Regions from separate parts of the Homo sapiens genome. Here regions 1, 3 and 4 are each linked to region 2. Evidence: chromatin loops called from intact Hi-C (ENCODE). Cell type or tissue: GM12878. All regions are shown on one strand. Region 1 holds the start of LOC124902651 (a long non-coding RNA gene). Region 2 holds the start of LOC105376601 (a long non-coding RNA gene). Region 3 overlaps LOC105376600 (a long non-coding RNA gene). Region 4 has its middle 32 kb from the start of SLC5A12.

Region 1 (5,000 bases), 92 kb after region 2:
AAATTACCACAAATTAAGTCGTTCAAAAGAACACACGATTGGACCGGGCGTGGTAGCTCATGCCTGTAATCCCAGCACTTTGGGAGGACAAGGCAGGCAGATCACTTGAGGCCAGGACTTTGAGACCAGCCTGGCCAACATGACCAGCCTTAGCCGGGCATGGTGGCACATGCCTGTCGTCCCAGCTTCTTGGGAGGCCAAGGCATGAGAATTGCTTGAACCCAGGAGACAGAAGTTGCAGTGAGCCAAGATGGCGTCAGTGCATTCCAGCCTGGGAGACAGAGTGAGACTCTGTCTCAAAACAAAACAAAACACATGATTATCATTTTATAGTTCAACAGGTTAGAAGTCAGATGGGTTTCACTGGGCTAAAATCAAGATGTTGGCAGGACTGAATTCCTTTCTGGAGGTTCTGTGGTAGCAGCCTTTTTTTTTTTTTTTTTGCCTTTTCCAGTTTCTAGAAATTCCACTTTTGGGGCTCATGGCCCTTCCTCCATCATCAAAATTAGCAACATTGCATCTCTCTAATCATTCTTCCACAGTCACAGCTCCTGACCACAGCTGGGAAAGGTTCTTTATTTTCAAGGTCCTGTGTAATTAGATTGGCCCCACTTGGATAATCCTAGATAATCTCCCTGTCTCCCAGTTCTGAACTTAGTCATATCTGCAAAGTTCCTTTTGCCATGTAAGATAACATATCACAGATTCTAGAGGTTAGAACATGGACATCTTTGGGAGGCCATTATTCTGTCTACCACAGGGAGAAAGAAAAGTAAGATGGGTAGGGGCCTTTCTCTTTGACTTTCCCTTCTTGGACAGCCCTTGTGTCTGCAGTGGTCCTAGAAGCCCTAGAGCAGAGTTAAGACCTCACTGGTCTCTAAGATGTATTGTGGCTCTAATGAAAGGGCTAAATAGCTGTAGGACCTTGGAATGTTATTTATCTCTCTGTCTCTTTGTTTCAGTATCTGTAAAACAGGAAAAATTAGTCTATCTAGCTGATAGGGTTGTGCTGAGGTTATAGGAAACAATCTATGTGAAATACTTAGCCCAGTGCATGGCACACAGTAAACATTCAGGAAATGCTAGGTATTTTCATTACTAGGTGCCCTAGGGTCCCTTTCCATTCAAATAGCTGGCTCCATCATCCTAATTTAAAACAGAGCTGCAACAGATGGCATGAGAACTGCTTTTCCTGGGTCATTTAGCCATCACAATAAACTTTTTTTTTAAAGTTTCACTTATTTTCCCTAAAAAACAAAGCACATTTTTGTGCCTGTAGGGTTAAAAACTTCTTTTGTCCTTTTGAGCATCTATAAAATAATGGAAAATATGGTAGGTACCAATGAGAACCAAGAGGCTGGGTGACAGCAGAGTTCTGCTCTGACCAGAAGGCAGTGAGCAGGACCTGGTGTTTATTTAGGAACATATAAAGAGAGCTGAGGCTACAGCTGGGAGACAGTTTACGAAACACAAACACTAGGGAAGTTTACCAAATATTAGGCTTGAATTTTATAGCGTCTGGAAGAAGCACTGTATTCCAGAGGACAATAAAAATCTGGCCTTCTAAAGGTAAATAGTCCCTCATGTCACTTTTGAAGACAGGAATGTTCATGGGAGGGGTCCATTCCTGTTTGAGAGATGCAGGTCTTCCTTCTCTTGTCTCCAAAGCCTCTTGTGGCATCGTTGAACTGGAGCCAATCAGAGCAGGGAGTGTCAATACCCTTAAGTGTGTACTCATCCTTTCTGATTCGATCATACCACTTGGGGGATTCTACCCTCATATGGAAACTCCAAATGTGGAAAAATCTTTATGCACAAAGATGCTTAGTGCAGCTTTATTAGTAATAGCCCTAGATGGAAAGCATCTCAAATTGTCTGTTGTTAGGGGAAGGTCTTGGCAAATTATGGCACATCTTGACAATGGAATAGAAGGTGGCCAGTTCTTACAAGGAGCCTTGAAAGCATTACAATAACTGAAAAAATAGACACAGGATACACATTTGTATATTTAGTCTAATTTCTGTGTTGTTAGGAAATATATCAGAAAGTTATCTGTGGTTGTTCTTAGGTGTTTGGAGTAAAGGAAAATTTTCCCTTCCCCTTTTTATTACTATTTTTCTCTATTTTCCATCTTTTACAACTGAATGAATAACCTAGTGTTTAAACACCTTGGGTATGGAGGCTGCTGCCTGCGTTTGAACCCCGCCCCCTTCTGGCTGGCTGCTGAACCTTTCTGAGTCTCAGTATTCTCTTCTGTCTTGTGGGGGTAATAATCATTCCTACCTTGCAAGATGGATGTGAGCATGAAAGAGATAATCCAAGTGAAGGGCTTGACACAGCACTTTGCAGAGTAAGTGCTCATAAGATGCCAGCTGGTATTGTATTGCTATGTTCGGATTTCATAACTATTTCCAACAAATCTAAAAATCTTAGAGATGGGGCCAGGCGCAGTGGCTCACGCCTGTAACCCCAGCACTTTGGGAGGCCGAGGCAGGCAGATCATTCGAGGTCAGGTGTTCAAAACCAGCCTGACCAACGTGGTGAAACCCCGTCTCTACTAAAGATATTTTAAAAACTAGCCAGGCATGGTGGCTGCTGCCTGTAATCCCAGCTACTTGGGAGGCTGAGGCAGGAGAATCACTTGAACCTGGGAGGTGGGGGTTGCCGTGAGCCAAGATCGTGCCATTGCATTCCAGCCTAGGCAACAAGAGTGAAACTCCGTCTCAAAGAAAAAAAATCTTAGAGATGGAAGGCATCTCAAATAGTCTGCGATTAGAGGAAGGACTTGGTAAATTATGGCACATCTTGATAATTGAATGGAAGGCAGCCAATTGCTTACAAAGAGCCTTGAATATCAAAAGAAACTGCTACTCTCCTACCTTAATCAGTGAAAGACTTACTCCAAAGGTTTATCAAACAAACTTTCTTTTTCCTAGTTCTTAATCACTTATGGTATTTTGGAGAGCATCTACATAGTTAGCAGCTAAAGGCCTTCTGAATGAGAATACCCAATTTTTCTCTTGGGAGAAAAATGTCTAAGACTGCAGCTGTCTCTTCAGTTGCTGACAATCCCTGCTCTTCTACCTTCTCTAAGCATCAGTTCCCGTTCCTCCCATTTTGGGAGGTCTCCCTAGATGATCATCTGTGTATCCACCAACTATGTATCAGTTTGGCTGCACATAAAGAAAAGCTGACTAGAGCTGTGTAAAGGAGTGTGTTAGTCATTTATTGCTGCATAACGAATTATCACAAACGTCATGGCTTAACGCAACATGCATTGATTATCTCGAAGTTTCTGTGGATGAAGAGTCCAGGCACGGTTTAATTGGGTCCTCTGCTCAGCTGTTATGAATGTGTCAGGTGGGCTGCATTCTTATATGGAGGCTTGGCTTGGGAAGAATCCACTTCCAAGCTCATTCAGATGGTTGGCAGAATGTATTTCCTTGCTGCAGTAGGACTAAGTGCCCTGGCTTCTTGCTGATTGGAGGCCAACTTCAGCTCCTAAAGGCCACTCACAGTTCCTAGAGGCCATTTGCAGTTCCTTGCCATGTAGGCTTTCCCGACAAGGCTGCTTACTTCATCAGGTCAGCAGGGAGAATCTCGAGAGTAAGCCTGCTAAGAAGAAGCTTTGCATAACATGACATAAGCAGCAGAGTCACATTCCGTCCCCTTTGCCACACTGGTTAGAAGCAAGTCACAGGCCCTACCCATATTCAAGGGGAGTGGAGCACATACAGACATGACCACCAGCAGGTGGGGATCATGGGGGCCACCTTAGAGTGTCCAGCATAACAAGGAAGGGTTTATTTTTTCATGGTGACAAGGAGCCCAGCACAGGCAGATTGGGGTGAGGGAACGTATCCATGGTGCTATCCATATTTCAGCCTCTTCTGTGTGTTTTGCCATTTTTCACCCCACTTTTTTTTTTTTGTTTGTTTTTTGAGACAGAGTTTCACTCTTGTTGCCGAGGTTGGAGTGCAGTGGCGTGGTCTCGGCTCACTGCAACCTCTACCTCCTGGGTTCAAGCGATTCTCCTGTCTCAGCTTCCCAAATAGCTGGAATTACAAGCACACACCACCATGCCTGGCTAATCTTTGTATTTTTAGTAAAGACGGGGTTTCACCATGTTGACCAGGCTGCTCTCAAACTCCTGACCTCAGGTAATCTGCCCGCCTCAGCCTCCCAAAGTGCTGGGATTACAGGCGTAAGCCACCACGCCCGGCCCACCCTTTTGATCATAAAATGGTTCTTCTAAGTTTCACATCATCATCATTCAAAGAGCTTCAAACAATAGATTCCTGGAAGCCCTACCCAGACACATGGCCCATTGGCTCTTGCATTTGTATCAGTGGGCCATTTCCACCACAAAGACCATTGGGAAACACACACAGTTAATAAACAATATCCACTGTGACCCCAACAAAAATGCCAAATGTAGTTGGCATGTGTCTTTTGACCTTCAATACATGGGCACATGGGTTAACGCTTTCCACTGAGGGCTGGCCTATGAATAAGTTACAAAGCTTGAATGAGAAAATGCATACATAATCATTTGCACAGTGCCTGGCACATGACATCTTCTCAATCAGTGTTGCCTCTTTTCACCATTCCCTACCTGCTCCCCGACAACTCTGATGCCTTTTTTTTTTCTGCGTCGCCCCTGCCTCTGGGTTTAAATGCTCCAAACACAGCAGCACCTCCAGAGTTAAGCACCCTGTCAGGCCGACAAGTCTGTATTTATGAGGGAGGAATGTAATAGCCCCAGCTGGAACCCTGCCAGGGGACTAGCAACTGCAACGCCCTTATTTGCTCTGGGGAGGAGCAGCTTGGAAACTTTTTATGAGATTCCAGAAGCAGCAAGGTCATCAGTTTTATGGCCATCCCACTTCGTTTGTGAATACGGCCTTTGAATGATAATGTTTGGGTTCCTTGACACAAACAAGGCTAGTGTTAGCTCCGTTGGAATGGGAGACAATAAAATAAAATATATTCTGTTCCAC
Region 2 (5,000 bases):
ATATAATCATGATAGTATCATAGCACAGTCATAAAGGTATGAACTCTGCTATGGAAACAAGCAGGAGTTGCCAACCAGGGGAGCTGGAAAAGACATTTTTGAGGTGACATTGTAGTAGGTGGGCAGAGTCTATGAAAAACTCAGGAAAGTTGTATGATAGAAGCTCAGACACATGCAAAGGCATGATGAGTAGGCAGTACATAAGAAGATCCAAAAAAAACCTTCCTAATTCAGAGGAACACTTAGGGGTCTGCCTTGATATTGAAATGTTCTTCTAGTCATTAGAATCTTGCATTTTTACTCACATTTTAAAATATCCCTTTTAAACTGTGACACCATTTCTGGGAGGTTTAAGGTAGGAAGCTGTTGTTATTGCTTAGGTTGGTTTGTCACCCAATCTAGACTGCAGGAGAGGATCACGGGGTAAAGAACAGAACTTTTCATAAGAGTGGCCCAGTATCCAGAGCCTGAGGTTGTCTATATGTAGAGTTCTAGATAACCCTACATACAGATAGATACAGATAGATAACAAGCCCAGATAACCAGAGGCCATTGATTAGGGGGAAATGAGTGGGTTCCCAGAGGGGCTGACTCAATGAGGACCATTCACATATTCATTCATTAAATATTTGTTGAGTGTGCACTAGTGTCGAGGGTGGTGTTTGGTGTCCAGAATTTGAATGAACAATATAAACATGCTCCCTACCCTCGTGGAGCTTACCTGGAAGAGACTCATGTTAATTAGTGAATTAGTCACTGTTCATTCACGCTTTTCCAAAGCCATTAGAAATGCCAGGATGTACCTAATGTAAATGACGAGTTAATGGGTGCAGCACACCAACATGACACATGTATACATATGCAACAAACCTGCACGTTGTGCACATGTACCCTAGAACTTAAAGTATAATAAAAATATATATATATAAAATTAAACAATTAAAAAAAAAAGAAATGCCAGGATGAAAAGAGCTAAGAATTTAGTCAGTGCTGGGTTTTGTTGACTGAAAAAAGCTCTTCCTATATTCACTGTGTTGCTTGTTTAGGCTCTTCACAGAGCTAGCCAGTGAGACTGTGGTGTGCTCCTACATTTGAAAAAAATGCTTCCAAATTGCTACTTTCCTAGAAACGTCTCAATTTGCTACTAATCCTAGACATGCCTGTGGGAATGCTAGAATGCCTTCCTTGATTGCAATATCCACAGACTTTTTCTTAAATGTTAGTGAATATACACTGATTTATTCATTCTTTGAAAATACTCTGAATAATGGGCTGAAAAGATAACTGGATAAGCATGGAAAACACCATAATTAAGGGAAAGAGTAAGAGCTACAAAGTTAAACTTCCTTGGGTTCTTGACATCTCAAGATTGTAACCAGTAGTTATTGATGGGTTCTTAACTTGGGGTCCTTGGAGTCATGGAGGATCAGTGGACGCCCTTCAATGTGGTCCACAAATTTCCTGATATTGTATGGAAACATTTGTAAGTATGGGTTCATAACTCTCATCTGATTTCTAATGGGATCCCTTGAAAATCAAGAATCACTTCCATAAATTCCCTGAAAGTGATTTCATGAAGGTAGAAAGGATAGTAGCATTTATGACAGTATTCATGGATAATCACTATGGTGTGAATATTTATCCCCTCCAAAACTCATGTTGAACTTTGATCCCTGATGTGGCAATATTGAGAAGTAGGGTCATTAAAAGGTGATTGGATCATGAAAACTCTGCCCTTGTGAATGGATTAATCCATTCGTAGATTAATGAATTAGTGGGTTAATGGGTTATCACGGGAGTGGGACTGGTGGCTTTATAAGAAGAGGAATAGAGACTGGAGCTAGCCTTCTCAGCCCTCCCTGTCATGTGATGCCCTGTGCCACCCTGGGACTCTGCAGAGAGTCCCCACCAGCAAGAAGGCTCTCACCAGATATGGCCCCTCAACCTTGGAGTTCTTAGCCTTCATAACTGTAAGAAATAAGTTATTTTTCTTTATAAATTACCCAGTTTCAGTTATTCTGTTATAAGCCACATAAAACGGACTATGACCATGACTTTATGTAATTGCCATAGAATATGAGGCAGTGCAACAGAGCAATAGGGCCTAGGAGTCAGCAGACCTGATCTCTAGCTCTGGTTTCCTAGTTACCAGCCATGTGACCTTGCATAAGTGTCGGTCCCATTTCAGCCTCAGTTTGCCTACCTTTTAAATGGAGGAAACCATACTTCATGTGGCCTTATTTTAAATGATCAGATGTGTGTGAAAATGCTATTGAAACTTCAAGGCGTTATCTAAAAGCAAGAGATGTTTACTCTCATACCTGTAGTTGGTGTATGTTCTTGGTCACTAGAGGGAGCCTTAGCATTCAGGGGAAGAATAAGCTAGTGATACTTATTCTTGAAAGCTTGAGGCCTCTATGAGAAGTAATTCTTTAAAAAACTTGCGCTTTATAAATATCCACTTCGATTTTTTAGAAAATTCAGAGAAAGGTCTATAAAAGCAAATATGACCACAGTTCCTTGTGACATAGATTTTCCCACCCATTAACCCACAGGATTCTTCCTTTTAACTTTCTCTATGATAAATTTAGCTTGTTGAAAATCCTAATATTTATGTAGAATTAATTTAACAGCAAGAAAAAGAAAGTAGAAAACACAATTTTCCAGAAGGCCATAGGAAGAAAGTACTTTTCCATTAGCAAAAACAATCCATTGTAAATTCCATGGCACATGGTAATGCTGTTAGAGGATTTTTGTATCCAGGCAGGACAGGGGAAGTACATTGTCTAACTTTGGCTTTCGATGTCCTATTGGGACCTTCTGAAGTTCTTAACTGGTGTGTTTTCCTCCTGCTAGTGCTAGAGTGGGAGGAATCTTACTCATTTGAAAAGAGCTTGACTGTTACATCAGAGGACCCCAGGATGGTCTGAAGGAGGAGGTATGAGAGAATGAAACATACTGGACTTAGGCTGGGTGTGGTGGCTCACACCTGTAATCCCAACAATTTGGGAGTCTGAGGTAGATGGATTACTTTAGGTCAGGAGTTTGAGACCAGCCTGGCCAACATGGTGAAACCTTGTCTCTACTAAAAATACCAAAAATTAGCTGGTCATGGTGGTGTGCACATGTATTCCCAGCTACTTGGGAGGCTGAGGTGGGAGAATTGCTTGAACCTGGGAGGTGGAGGTTACAGTGAGCTGAGATCGCATCACGGCACTCCAGCCTAGGTGACAGGGTGAGACTCCATCTTTTTTTTAAAAAAGATACTGAACTTGTACTTCAGGGAATCAGAATTTCACTGACTCGTTGTGTATTTTGGAGACAATATTTGTCCCCCTTTGGGGCCTCAGTTTTTCTCTCTGATTCTGACCAATACTATCCCATGTACTCCACATGTATACACTCATGGTCTGATGGGCATTCCTTATCAAGTATGGGACATTAGGTGATTAGACTCAGGCCCCAGATCGTGAAAGGCAGTGTTTTGCAGGAGCACAAAGCCCCTAGATTTATCTAATTTTCAACCCAAATGTATCTGGAGAAGGTGGAGTCTTGATATTTCTCTTTATGGCCCTTCAGATTGTGTTTTCATTCTGCAGTATAACAAATGCCTTCAAAAAACAGTGAACTTCATTTTTTCACATACATTTGCAGGAAGCAATGTAAAAACTTAATTGCTAATGTTTGTTAGCAAAACTGGCCAATGAAATGGTCAAGCACTGATCTGCCAAGTTTCCTTGATTCTAAGATATACTCCCACAAACCCTCCCCTCCTTAATTTAACTTTTTTTAAAAACAGGGACATGTCTGTGTCTCATTTAAAGAAGCATTGACTACCCCTCCTGAAGAGCTATTATTAAATCTATGGTATTTCCTACAGTGAATGGCCTTTTTGAATTCAGCAAGTATTTTTGGAAATACTTTATATTTGTTTTGTGTATTTATCATACGTGGAGGTGCAATAAGCTCTTCTTTACTACCATTCAAGCTCGAGCTTGCGTTGCAGCTATTAGTGTCTCCAAAGTCATCCCAGCAGGAAGGGATTTCTCTCTGTTGACAAAGGCAGGAGACTGAAGGTTATAAAGGATGAATGAAGCCTAGCTAGGCTTGTTCATTGCAGTTTATGAGAAACAGCTGCCTTTCTTTGTCAAGGCGCTTGTTTAAGGCTTTCCTCTCCTTTCCCCTGAAGTGTAATAACTACCTGAGACTAATCAGCTGACTTGGGTCAGAACAAGCCAGAGGCTCTGCTAGCCCAGTTAAAGCATGCCTGCACCATGTTAGCAATAGGAAATTTTCTAGAACAAGGCAAATGGATTGATCAATGATTCCATTCATGATTATAGTCCAAGTAATTTTCTCCTTTTTTTGTTTTTCAGAGGCTGTTTCTTCTTAAAGCTTTCAAGTGGTGTATAAGTCCCTTTATGCTGCTATAAAGGAATACCCAAGACTGGGTAACTTACAAAGAAAAGAGATTTATTTGGCTCATTGTTCTGCTGGCTATACATGAAGCATAATGCCAGCATTTGCTCTGGTGAGGGCCTCAAGAAGCTTATAATCATGGAAGAAGGAGATGGAGAGCCAGCATGTCACATGGAAGCGTGAGAGGAAGCAAGAGAGAGGGGGGAGGAGGTGCTAGGTTGTTTTAAACAACCAGTTCTCTTGTGAACTCAGAGAAAACTCACTCATTACTGTGAGGACAGCAGCGGCAAGTCATTCATGAGGCATCCACCCCCATGACTCAAACACCTCCCACTAGGCCCACCTCCAACACCGGAGGCCACATTTCAACATGTGATTTGGAGGGGACAAGCATCCAATCCATATCAGGTGGGGAAGGTCAGGAGGTGGACAACAGAATCATTGTTGCCCAGTTTAGGACTTCTCAAATTTTAGTGTACATGGAAATCACTGGAGTTCTCATTAAAATGCAAATTCTGATTCCATAGGTCTGGGAGTGAAGTCAGTGGGTAGAAGAGCTGATTCAGCATTGCCAAGGCATT
Region 3 (5,000 bases), 62 kb after region 2:
GCTTCATGCCGATATGCATTTGGAAAAAAGAGGTGTGATTTAATAGTCTTTTTTTGGGCCGGGCGTGGTGGCTCACGCCTGTAATCCCAGCACTTTGGGAGGCCGAGGCAAGCGGATCATGAGGTCAGGAGATCCAGACCATCCTGTCTAACACGGTGAAACCCTGCCTCTGCTAAAAAACAGAAAAAATTAGCTGGGCATGGTGGCGGGTGCCTGTAGTCCCAGTTACTTGGGAGGCTGAGGCAGGAGAAAGGCGTGAACCTGGGAGGCAGAGCTTGCAGTGAGCCGAGATCGCACCACTGCACTCCAACCTGGGTGACAGAGTGAGACTCTGTCTCAAAAAAAAAAAAAAAGCATTTTTTTGATACTACATCAAAACTTGACTGCCAGTTTCTTAAAAGGTAGTTATAATATGGAACCTGAAACTATGCAAATGAAATTTTCATGCTATGTTACCTTAAAATCCACTGGCCATTTTATGCTTTGAATGAACGTTTACCTGTGCATGATTTTGCAGTATGATACTGTGGACATTTAAAAAATATTGGTTCACTGAATTATACAAATCTTCCAAATGTTGACACATTGCCTTATACACTATCAAAGGATCACATTCTTTAATGCCAGCACAGATCTGAACAGAAAAGTCTTAATATATTGGGAAGCTGATGAGTTAACAGTAACATATATATTTTCCAAAATTCTAATCTTCACATGGAAGTTCAAATGTTACCATTGGCAACAAACATGGTCTGCTGTTTCCTTCCTTCCTTCCTCTCTCCCTTCCTTCCTTCCTTCCTTCCTTCCTTCATCCCTCCCTCCCTCCCTTCCTTCCTTCCTTCCTCCCTCCCTCCCTTCCTTCCTTCCTCTCTTTCTTCTTTCTTTCTTTCGACAGAGTTTTGCTCTGTCACCCAGGCTGGACTGCAATGGCACAATCTCGGCTCACTGCAACCTCCGCCTCCCAGGTTCAAGTGATTCTCCTGCCTCTGCCTCCCGAGTAGCTGGGACTACAGGCATGCACCACCACACCAGATTAATTTTTGTATTTTTAGTAGAGACGGGGTTTCAGCATGTTGGCCAGGCTGGTCTTGAGCTCCTGACCTCATGATCTACCCACCTAGGCCTCCAAAAGTGCTGGGATTACAAGCGTGAGCCACTGTGCCCGGCTAAGCTGTTTTCTTTGAAGTAAGAGGCTCACTTAGTTAAGTTTTGAGAACATGTCTGCCAACTACCAGAGTCTGAACACCCATAATTTCTCTTTTGTTCTTTCAAGTAGAAATGGTGATCTATGAATACCGAGCTTAGTTCAGATTGCAACTCAACAACTGTGCAGGTGCCTTTTCTTTGAGACAACCATGGTACTTAGACATGCCTTATGAGTTCTTCCTGTTTCCTCGTGCAGAATCTTAAAAAGATGTTCATGTGCTCAAGGGTTAAAATTTAATAAAATTAAAAATGATTCTGCTTCATCAAAGTCATGCTTATATGAATGGCCACATTTTTCTACCACAAGTGGGTGGCCTTGAAGAATTCAATGACTACTAGTGCAGTTTGGTGCACTGCCTTGATTTGTGCTATGGTGCTGGCAGTTTTCCCATCAGCAGTGCAAATGTAAATACAGTGGAAAAGGCAAACGCTGTTTTATTGTTTTTATGAATATTGTTTTGACCTTGTAGATCTCCTGTAAGGGTGCTGGGAACTCAGAGAGGTCCACGAACTGCACTTTGAGAACTGCTGGGATACCCAGCCCTATGGCAAGCACATAATAAATGTTCAATCAACTGCAGCTAAGACCATATTCTGTTTGCCTTTCTAAGCATCATTTTTCTGTTTTTAAAAATAGGGTTAATGTTACTTCTCAGGGCGATTGTGGAAATTAAATGAAGCAAAGTACGTAAAATGCTACCATAGTGTTCAGTATATAATAAATGTGCTATGAAGATTCAGTATTATCATTAATATTAATATTACTAATAAGAAGTTATTTAAAAACTTTTCCTGCAGAGGAACAGCAGGGTTGCTTCATATTTCTACCGCTAGTGCTTGACTGGAGTCTCTTTCCTATGGAGACTTTTAAAGGCAGTGGTACCTCTTTTCCCTTTTAATCTTCATCCTTCAAGCCAAGGCTACTGCTGCTGCTGCTGCTGCTGCTGCTGCTTCTGGGGATTTGCTCCTGTGTACTCTGGGAAAAGGGCCCCAGCCAGGAATTCCCACTTGTTTGAGGACCACAGAAAGCTGCAGTCATTTTTTTTTTTCCCCAGCCTTCGTAATCTAGTCTAGACACTCTGAGGAGGTGAAGGATATAATTACAGCTTGAAACACTTCACATGCACCAGCAATGCAGCTCCTCCCGCACATGTGTGATTCAAGCCCCAAGAGGGCTGTGAAATCTGATGATTCACTTGTCTAGATAAGCTGGAAGTGAAACCCTAGCGGTCCAGGGTCCAGTTGCCTTTACCACATAACACCCTTTACTTGCAACCAGTTTCTCCATTCGGTTCAGTTGAATTCAAAGCAGCACATGGGCCTTGAGGTCTTACTGGAAGCGCGCCCTTTGTGTACCGCACTGCGTCAGCTACCGTGCTGGTTATTCACTCTTGGCTGCCCCAGTCTCATTTCTGCTTTTCTCTGGGCTGCTCAGAGGCCGACCTTCATAGATGGCATTTCCAGGCTCTTCTGCTTTCTGGCCTCCAGTTGGAGTCCATCTCTGGCAAGTGCTGGCAAGAAAGGGATTGGAGGGTCATAGGAGAAACAGGTTGGTGCCACCTGACTAATTGTATAGCTGGTCTGCTCTGGCTAAAACTTCTGTTGGGCCACCCCTCTTCCACTGTTACAGCAGGCTATAGCTCTCGTCACAATCTGGTAATAATATTTTCTCCCTTTGTCCCTTTCAGGGTGGTAAGAGCCTCTCACTCTGTGGCTAGTCCCTGGCAAGCCGCTACCTCTGTTGTTCCCTTGTGCTGCCTGCCCACACAGCTATAAATATGGCCTTTGTTACACCCTTTCCAGCTAACCCTTTCAGTGTGCCATCTGTTCCCTGGCTGGACCCTTCTGACACAGACAGAAAGCTGCCTTGAGAAACTTACGGTCTACTTAGACTAGTTATCCCAAGCACTAGTCAGATGCATACCATCTTCACAGTTGTTAAAGCTAAGAACCAGCTCTACCATTATTATACATTTAATACTTGTGCTTAACTTGCTTCACTTTTTAACCATACATTATTTAATTCAGATAAAAAAGAGGAAGGGGCCGGGCACGGCGGCTCATGCCTGTAATCCCAGCACTTTGGGAGGCCGAGGCGGGCGGATCACCTGAGGTCAGGAGTTTGAGACCAGCCTGAACAATGTGATGAAACCTTATCTCTACTAAAAGTACAAAAATTAGCTGGGTGTGGTAGCATACGCCTGTAATCCCAGCTACTCAGGAGGCTGAGACAGGAAAATCACTTGAATCTGGGAGGCAGAGGTTGCAGTGAGCCAAGATCGTGCCATTGCACTCCAGCCTGAGCAACAAGAGCAAAACTCCGTCTCAAAAGAAAAAGAAAAAGAAAAAAAAAAGAGAGCGAGGGAGGGAGAGAGAGAGAGAGACTTTTTATCACCAGATAAGCAGGAAATAAATATGCTTGCTGCTACGGTCTGAATGCTTGTGTCCTCCCAAAATTTGTATGTTGAAATCCCAACAGGTAAGGCCTTTGGGAGGTTATTAGGTCATGAGAGTGGAGCCCTCATGAGTAGGATGAGTGCCTTCATAAAAGACACCTCAAGTGTTAGGTTGTCTCTTCCACCCTATGAGGATGCAGTGAGAAGGTGCCATTCATGAAACAGGAGATGGGCCCTCCCCAGACAGTGAATCTGCCAGTGTCTTCATCTTGGATACCTCAGCCTCCAGAATGGTGGGAAATATATTTCTGTTGTCTATAAGCTACCTAGTTTATGATATTTTGTGATAGCAGCCCAAACAGACAAAGACATTTGCCAAAAATATAAGAAGAGGGTAACAACAAATCACATGAAAACAAAACAGTATTGCTAAACCCCAGCACAGCATCACTGTGGTTAAAGGGCACCTGCTCTGTATACGCTGTCTAGGTTTGAATCCTGGTTCTCTGACTTTCCAGCCAAGTGACCATGAGCAAGTCACATAATTCTTCTGTGCCTCAGGGTCTTTATCTTTAAACTGGGAATGAGTCTACTTCGTAGAGTTGTGAGGCTAAGTGAATTAATATGTGTAAATATATGTAAAGTGCTTATAACACTGCCAGGCACACAGAAAGCACTGTGTGAATTTAAGTATCTTTTTTTTTTTTTTTTTGAGACAGAGTCTTACTCTGTCACCCAGGCTGGAGTGCAGTGGCATGATCTTAGCTCACTGCAACCTCTGCCTCCCGAGTTCAAGCAATTCTCCTGCCTCAGCCTCCCGAGTAGCTGGGATTACAGGTGTGAGCCACCACACCAGGCTAATTTTTGTATTTTTAGTAGAGACGGGGTTTCACCATGTTGGCCAGTCTGGTCTCAAACTCCTGACCTCAGGCGATCTGCCCACCTTGGCCTCCCAAGTGCTGGGATTACAGGTGTGTGAACCACTGCACCCAGCCAAGTAACATTATTTTTTTATGATCATGATGACGATGGTGATGATGGAATTACCTGACTCAGGCTCTGAGCTGGAGGTTTATTAGCAAGAGGAGAAAGATACATCAGCTCCAGACTGAGGCTTTCTCCTGGTGTAATCAGTAGAGTTTGCAGAGAACTGAAAATAATAACTTCCTTACCACGTGGTTCGGTGTCATTTTTCTCTGTTATCATCCAAAATTATTGATATTCCACAAAAATTTGCCTCAGGTCCAACAGTGGAGCATGTCCTGCACTTTGGGAAATGCAGGGAAACAATGGTTATACTACAGCAAACAAACAACAAGCAAGGTGGAAGAGGCGGCACAGAGTAAAACCAGCGACAAACTCGGGGGTGGAGAGTGAGAAGGAAGCTGTTGGCCAGGT
Region 4 (5,000 bases), 540 kb after region 2:
GAGAATTTAAAAATCCCTCTGAAGCCACTCATTTTAATTGTTCAAGTCTGCCAATCTACCCTCTTCCTTCATGAAACCTAAGGCTGCCATCTGCAACTATTTGAAGAGAAAGAGGTCTAGATCCAAGCCTTACAAAGAATTTTCTTCAAGGGAGGCTTAAAATGCGTCCTGTGACATGAGAGTCGCATGACACCAGCTGAGAATAAGGCCTTTTGAGGCTGCTGGAGAAAGCGATCAATGGAGTGAGACCAGAGAGGCTGTTCTTGTCAGCCACGATTTACACACTTTGAGGAATCATCCCCCTTCCCTCTGTTCATGAGTGATTTGTGCTCAGTGAGCTGACATTTTCTCTTTTTATTCATTTATTTTTATTAAAAATCAATACATGCCCTACTATAAAAATTCTAAGTAAAAAATATTGCATAGAAAGCAAAATTATTCTTTTACCATGCCCTTATGTCCCCAATTTTATAGTCAGTCCCAAGTCACTATGTATCCTTGCACATATTATTGTCTACATGTGCTAAAAAGAGTAAGCTCATGCATTTTTATTATCTATATAATATTTCATCACCTTAAACATCTATATAATATTTCATCACCTTAAATATGATATAATTGTATTTCATGGACATCATTTCATATAAATCATCACGTCCAGGCAGTGTGTTCTTTTCACAAGCTTATGAAGTGAACTAGAAATAGGAAAATGTTTTTGTCTTTTTTTTTCCTGGAGATTTGATCCTCTGCTTAATTCCAAATAATCAGTTTGCATTCCTCTGTTCTGTAGCTGCAACTAGAGAACAATTTTAATATTAATATTTGCTGTTTACATTTCTTTACCGTGCCCTTCAGTGAAAATTTACCATCCTTTCAGATAAAGAACAACTGTAGAGCGGTTGTCAGCCGCTCAGTATTTCAAAGTAGAAAGATAAAGGTTGATCATCAGAAACCTGTAACACAAATCAAAAGCAAGTCTTTGCTGGATGGTTTACTGCAGATCATTTCTGTTTTCTTCTTTTCCTCTATCTTTACCCCTTTCTATCTTTCATGTGTCCTTTACTTCTCCTCTGTTTTGACCTCAACTTTCCTGGGTGGTTCTCCGTTGCCTGTCTGCATTTCTCTTCTTTGCTCATGTTTTTCATTTCTATCCTGTCTTACTCTCCTGCTTAACTAATGATTTTATAAAATTATAGTCTTTTTAAAAACATTTTTATGGTAAAGGCCCAGTTGAACATACTGTGACATAATTACAGAGCACCATATAACCATTAAAATTTATAGCATGGAAATATATTTTTAATATAGAAAAATGTATATGATACATTGTCAATTTTTAAAATCTGCAAAACAGTATATATAGCAAAATCCTGTTTTGGAGATAATTCTGTTTATAGAGACATGGGATTTTTAGATAACAGTTTATGGAGTTTATATTTGGGTGGTGATGACGTTATATTATTTTCATTATTTCTTTTCACTTTTTATGTTTAAATTTTTTCTTATTTAGTATACGTGTAAAATAAAATGTTTTTTAAAAAGTAACTTAAACACATTTGCTGCGTTTATTGAATGAAGTCATTTTGTCTTTTCTAAAATTTCATTAAGAAAAATTATGAAGTTAAAAGTGCATAACAAAGGAAAAAATTAAAATTAGGATTTTAAGTAAATAAAAGATAAAGTGATTTTTCAACCACTTAAAAGCCTAAGAAACAAGTACGAGACAATTTTTCTTGCAGGGGTAATCAGGGACTTTGAGTTGAGGCGGCTGCCACCACCAGAAAGAGACATATTCTGCTTATTTTCCAGGTTCATACTGTCCCGCTTGGCCTGAGGTCTACCAGTCCCAACACAGTCAGTCCAGATGCAATTTAGGGGCAGAGCCCTATAAACACATTTGTGATTTCAGCATCTTTCTGAATACAAAACAAAATAAATAAAATAAAAAACAAACTTAAAAAAGAAAATCCATTTCTTTTTACCTGTCTGTGGCCTTTGACTGAATTCCTACTTCTAATCCTTTCCTCTACTCTGAAGTCCTGGGCCCTAAAAATAAACAAAATCCAGCAGGTCTAGGGGTAACCACAGGAGTTAAACATGAAGAGGCTGCCATCTGGTGGTCTCTTAGACCGTGCTTTCATTGTCAGTTTTATTATGCAACACAGCTGGGTCATATTAGACTTGTTTCAAACTGTAGTCCATAGATTATACATACAAATCCTATTCATGCATTCGAGAAGAATTGGGTTCTTATACGGTCATTTTTTATGACTTTTTATGAAGAAAGGGTCATTTGAATTAGGGTGTGTGGCCCATTTCTGGCAGCTTTGCCATTAACATGACTCTGAATGACTTACTGTCTTCAGTCTTTGGAGACTCTTAGAAATTCACAGTGCATCTTACTGTGTGTGTTTGCTGCACACTGACGACGTTTTCCAGACCCCGGTAGAGGCAGCCACACAGAAGGTCTCTGTGTATTAAGCCAACAGAGACTATATTATAAAGATGTCTTAGAATTTCATCATGTGCAAAAAATTGTGTCTGGAGGCTTTATTCAAACACACACAATATTCATCTATTCATTTGCTTTTCCAATATTTGAGGAAAAGGCATGGTGGGCTTCAAATTGCCTTGTGTCATTTTATCTGATGGCAGATGGCTCCTTGGTCAAATAATCAATATCAAAATTACTAAAACATTGAAATTACTGGAAAAAAACATCAAATCTCTTCCAACATAGGCTCCTCAGACATACTATATGACCAACTGTCAACCAGTTCCTGAAGGCTGCAGTTTTTGGAAACAAAAAATTCAAAGAAGTGAGTTTCTCTAACTTTCAATGCATCTGTAGCTGACTCCTCCTCTCCTCCTTCAAATTCAATTCTGAGAATTTGTGTTCTTATTGACTTATCATACTCAGACATCATACTAAGTTCTCCCTCTAAATATCCCCTGATATCTTGCCTCTTCAGTCATCTTTCTTTTATTTTGATTATTTTCTTCAGCAACTTCCTCCTAGTATACAAAGTACTAAAAACTCCATTATCCCTAAAATACAACAAAAGCAAAAAATATGACAAAACTAGTTTTGCTTCGTCCGATATTTTTCTTAAGCCACCATTCCTCCCAGTTTTTCTTCTTTCCCTTAGAAGCCTCTCAAGGGTCTAATTTACATTTCTGCCTTTCTGTGACTTTGAGGATGTGACTTAGACATGGAACTCAATTGGATACGTAAATTAAGATGTCCTCAATAGTGACACAGTATCTTAAGTAATCAGAATAAAAAGGCCATCCAGAAAATAAATATAGTTTGACAACAAAAGAGGGCCAGGGGCTAGAGGTTAAGAAACGCCTACCTGTAAGAGGCAGACAAAGAAAGCAGTGTCAGCATAGCAGCCCAGGTGGAACTTTGGAACATAGCCCTGTAAATACACTTGTGTTTTTGGCATCTTACTAAGGACAAAAGAAAAGAAAAGAAATAAAAATAAAATAGAAAGTAGTTGATGAAGAGGGGCTGAATGATGAAAGAACAAAGTGGATACAGCCAAGTACCAACAACGGTAGTAGAAGCACCAGTGTAAGTAGCAACAATAATAAATGCATTGATGGTTCTGTATATTGATCACACATTTTATACTAACCCTCTTTTAGGTGTTTGTACTCTTTTTCATTTAATTCTCACAGCAATCATCAAGATAAGTGTGATTTTTTTTTTTTTTGGTAGAGTTGAGGAGTCTGAAGCTCAGAGCACTTGTATTATTACTTTTAATGGCAAAAACCGCAATTAACTTTGAACTAGCCCAATATTTCCCAGTTTTACCAAACTAAGATGACAAAAGCTAGACTAGAATTCAGTCCCCTTTTCAACATTTCACACATCCCAAAAGATACAATATGTACACATACACACATATATATGTGTGTGTGGGTGTTATATGTGTGTGTGTGTGTGTATATGTATATAATATATATAATTGCAATATAATAAAATAAGCATAAATAAAATACATACTATGTAAATAAAGTAAATATATGTATAATGTTACATGTGTATAAATACATACGTAAATATAAACTATCTCCTTTTCCTTTGTCCCTCTCTTGACAAATGCCAAAGAAGACTCAGGCTAAAGCTTTATTCTCTCTTCCTGTCTCATTTTCTGTTGATTCCATTTTATTTCTATTTTGTGTTGATTTGCAGTTGTACTACTCTGAGAATAGTTCTTCATCTTCATTTGTGTTAAAAATCAAGTTTCCGAAAAATTACAAACCCTTTAGACAATCTTTTACCTCCCCTGATTCAACAGCCTGCCTCTAGAGCTGGGGTTCTTAGAAAGCATTCTACACATACGCTGCTTTTTTTCAAACTTTAATTTTACAGAAAAAAAAGGAGTGTATCAGTTTTCTATTGCTGCTGTAAGAACTTCAAGAAACTTAGTGGCTTAGATAATAAATTTATTATCTCACAATTCTCTAGGTCAAAAGTCTGAAATTGGTCCCACTAAGCTAAAATCAGCATGTCGCAGGTCACATTCCTTCTAGAGGCTCCAGGGAAGAATCTATTTCCTTGCCTTTTCCAACTTCTAGAGCCAATCTGTATTCCTTGGCTAGTGGGCCCTTTCTCCATCTTCAAAGCCACTGATGTCAGGCTAAGTCCTTCCCATGTCACCATCTCTCCTTTTCTCCCTGTTCTGCGTACCTCTTCTGCTTTTATAAGGACTCCAGTGATTCCATAAAGCCCTCTGGGATAATCTAGGATAATTTGCCTATCTCCAGTTTAATTTACCATCTTAATTCCATCAGCAATCTTAATTACTCTTTGCCATGCACCTTAACATATTCACATAGAATGTGGACATTTTTAGGGGGCTACTATTTTGGCTACCACAATGATGAGTTAAACAAGGCTCACAAGAATTAGTACAATGAAACTTATATTGTCTTTAATTATGACATCATGACATTTCTCTCAATATATCTATATTTATTGCTACACATAG

The links. A loop is a pair of places that touch in the nucleus more often than their neighbours do. Peaks named below come from ENCODE experiments on the same cell type or tissue, not always from the same donor. Only the 100,000 strongest peaks of a DNase experiment are listed, where the experiment ranks them.
Region 1: a loop joins it to region 2, with 4 times the contacts of the local background. A loop is called at or near these places in 26 of 110 quality-filtered maps.
Region 3: it touches region 2 in a loop (4-fold over the local background); 5 of 110 quality-filtered maps call a loop at or near these places.
Region 4: it touches region 2 in a loop (2.4-fold over the local background); 3 of 110 quality-filtered maps call a loop at or near these places.

What each region holds. Positions count from the first base shown.
Region 1 is chr11:27,201,958-27,206,957 of GRCh38, reverse strand. The region is part of intron 2 of BBOX1-AS1 (BBOX1 antisense RNA 1); the gene reads left to right. It overlaps LOC124902651 (a long non-coding RNA gene), which reads right to left and starts at 4,704. Exons shown (of 2, transcript XR_007062632.1): 1 at 4,616-4,704; 2 at 3,206-3,612. In GM12878, a CTCF peak has its summit at 2,210 (motif pointing left); no DNase peak of the experiment used is centred here.
Region 2 is chr11:27,293,946-27,298,945 of GRCh38, reverse strand. It overlaps LOC105376601 (a long non-coding RNA gene), which reads left to right and starts at 956. Exons shown (of 2, transcript XR_931142.3): 1 at 956-2,938; 2 at 4,377-5,000. In GM12878, a CTCF peak has its summit at 2,343 (motif pointing right); a DNase peak (open chromatin) is centred at 2,328.
Region 3 is chr11:27,231,779-27,236,778 of GRCh38, reverse strand. LOC105376600 (a long non-coding RNA gene) reads right to left here. Exons shown (of 4, transcript XR_931141.3): 3 at 4,775-4,864; 4 at 1,617-2,717. Among named protein-coding and RNA genes, the nearest start is that of BBOX1-AS1, 16 kb to the right of the region's middle. In GM12878, no CTCF peak of the experiment used is centred here; a DNase peak (open chromatin) is centred at 2,488; H3K27ac peaks cover 437 bases.
Region 4 is chr11:26,751,179-26,756,178 of GRCh38, reverse strand. No RefSeq gene overlaps it. Among named protein-coding and RNA genes, the nearest start is that of SLC5A12, 32 kb to the right of the region's middle. In GM12878, a CTCF peak has its summit at 2,133 (motif pointing left); no DNase peak of the experiment used is centred here.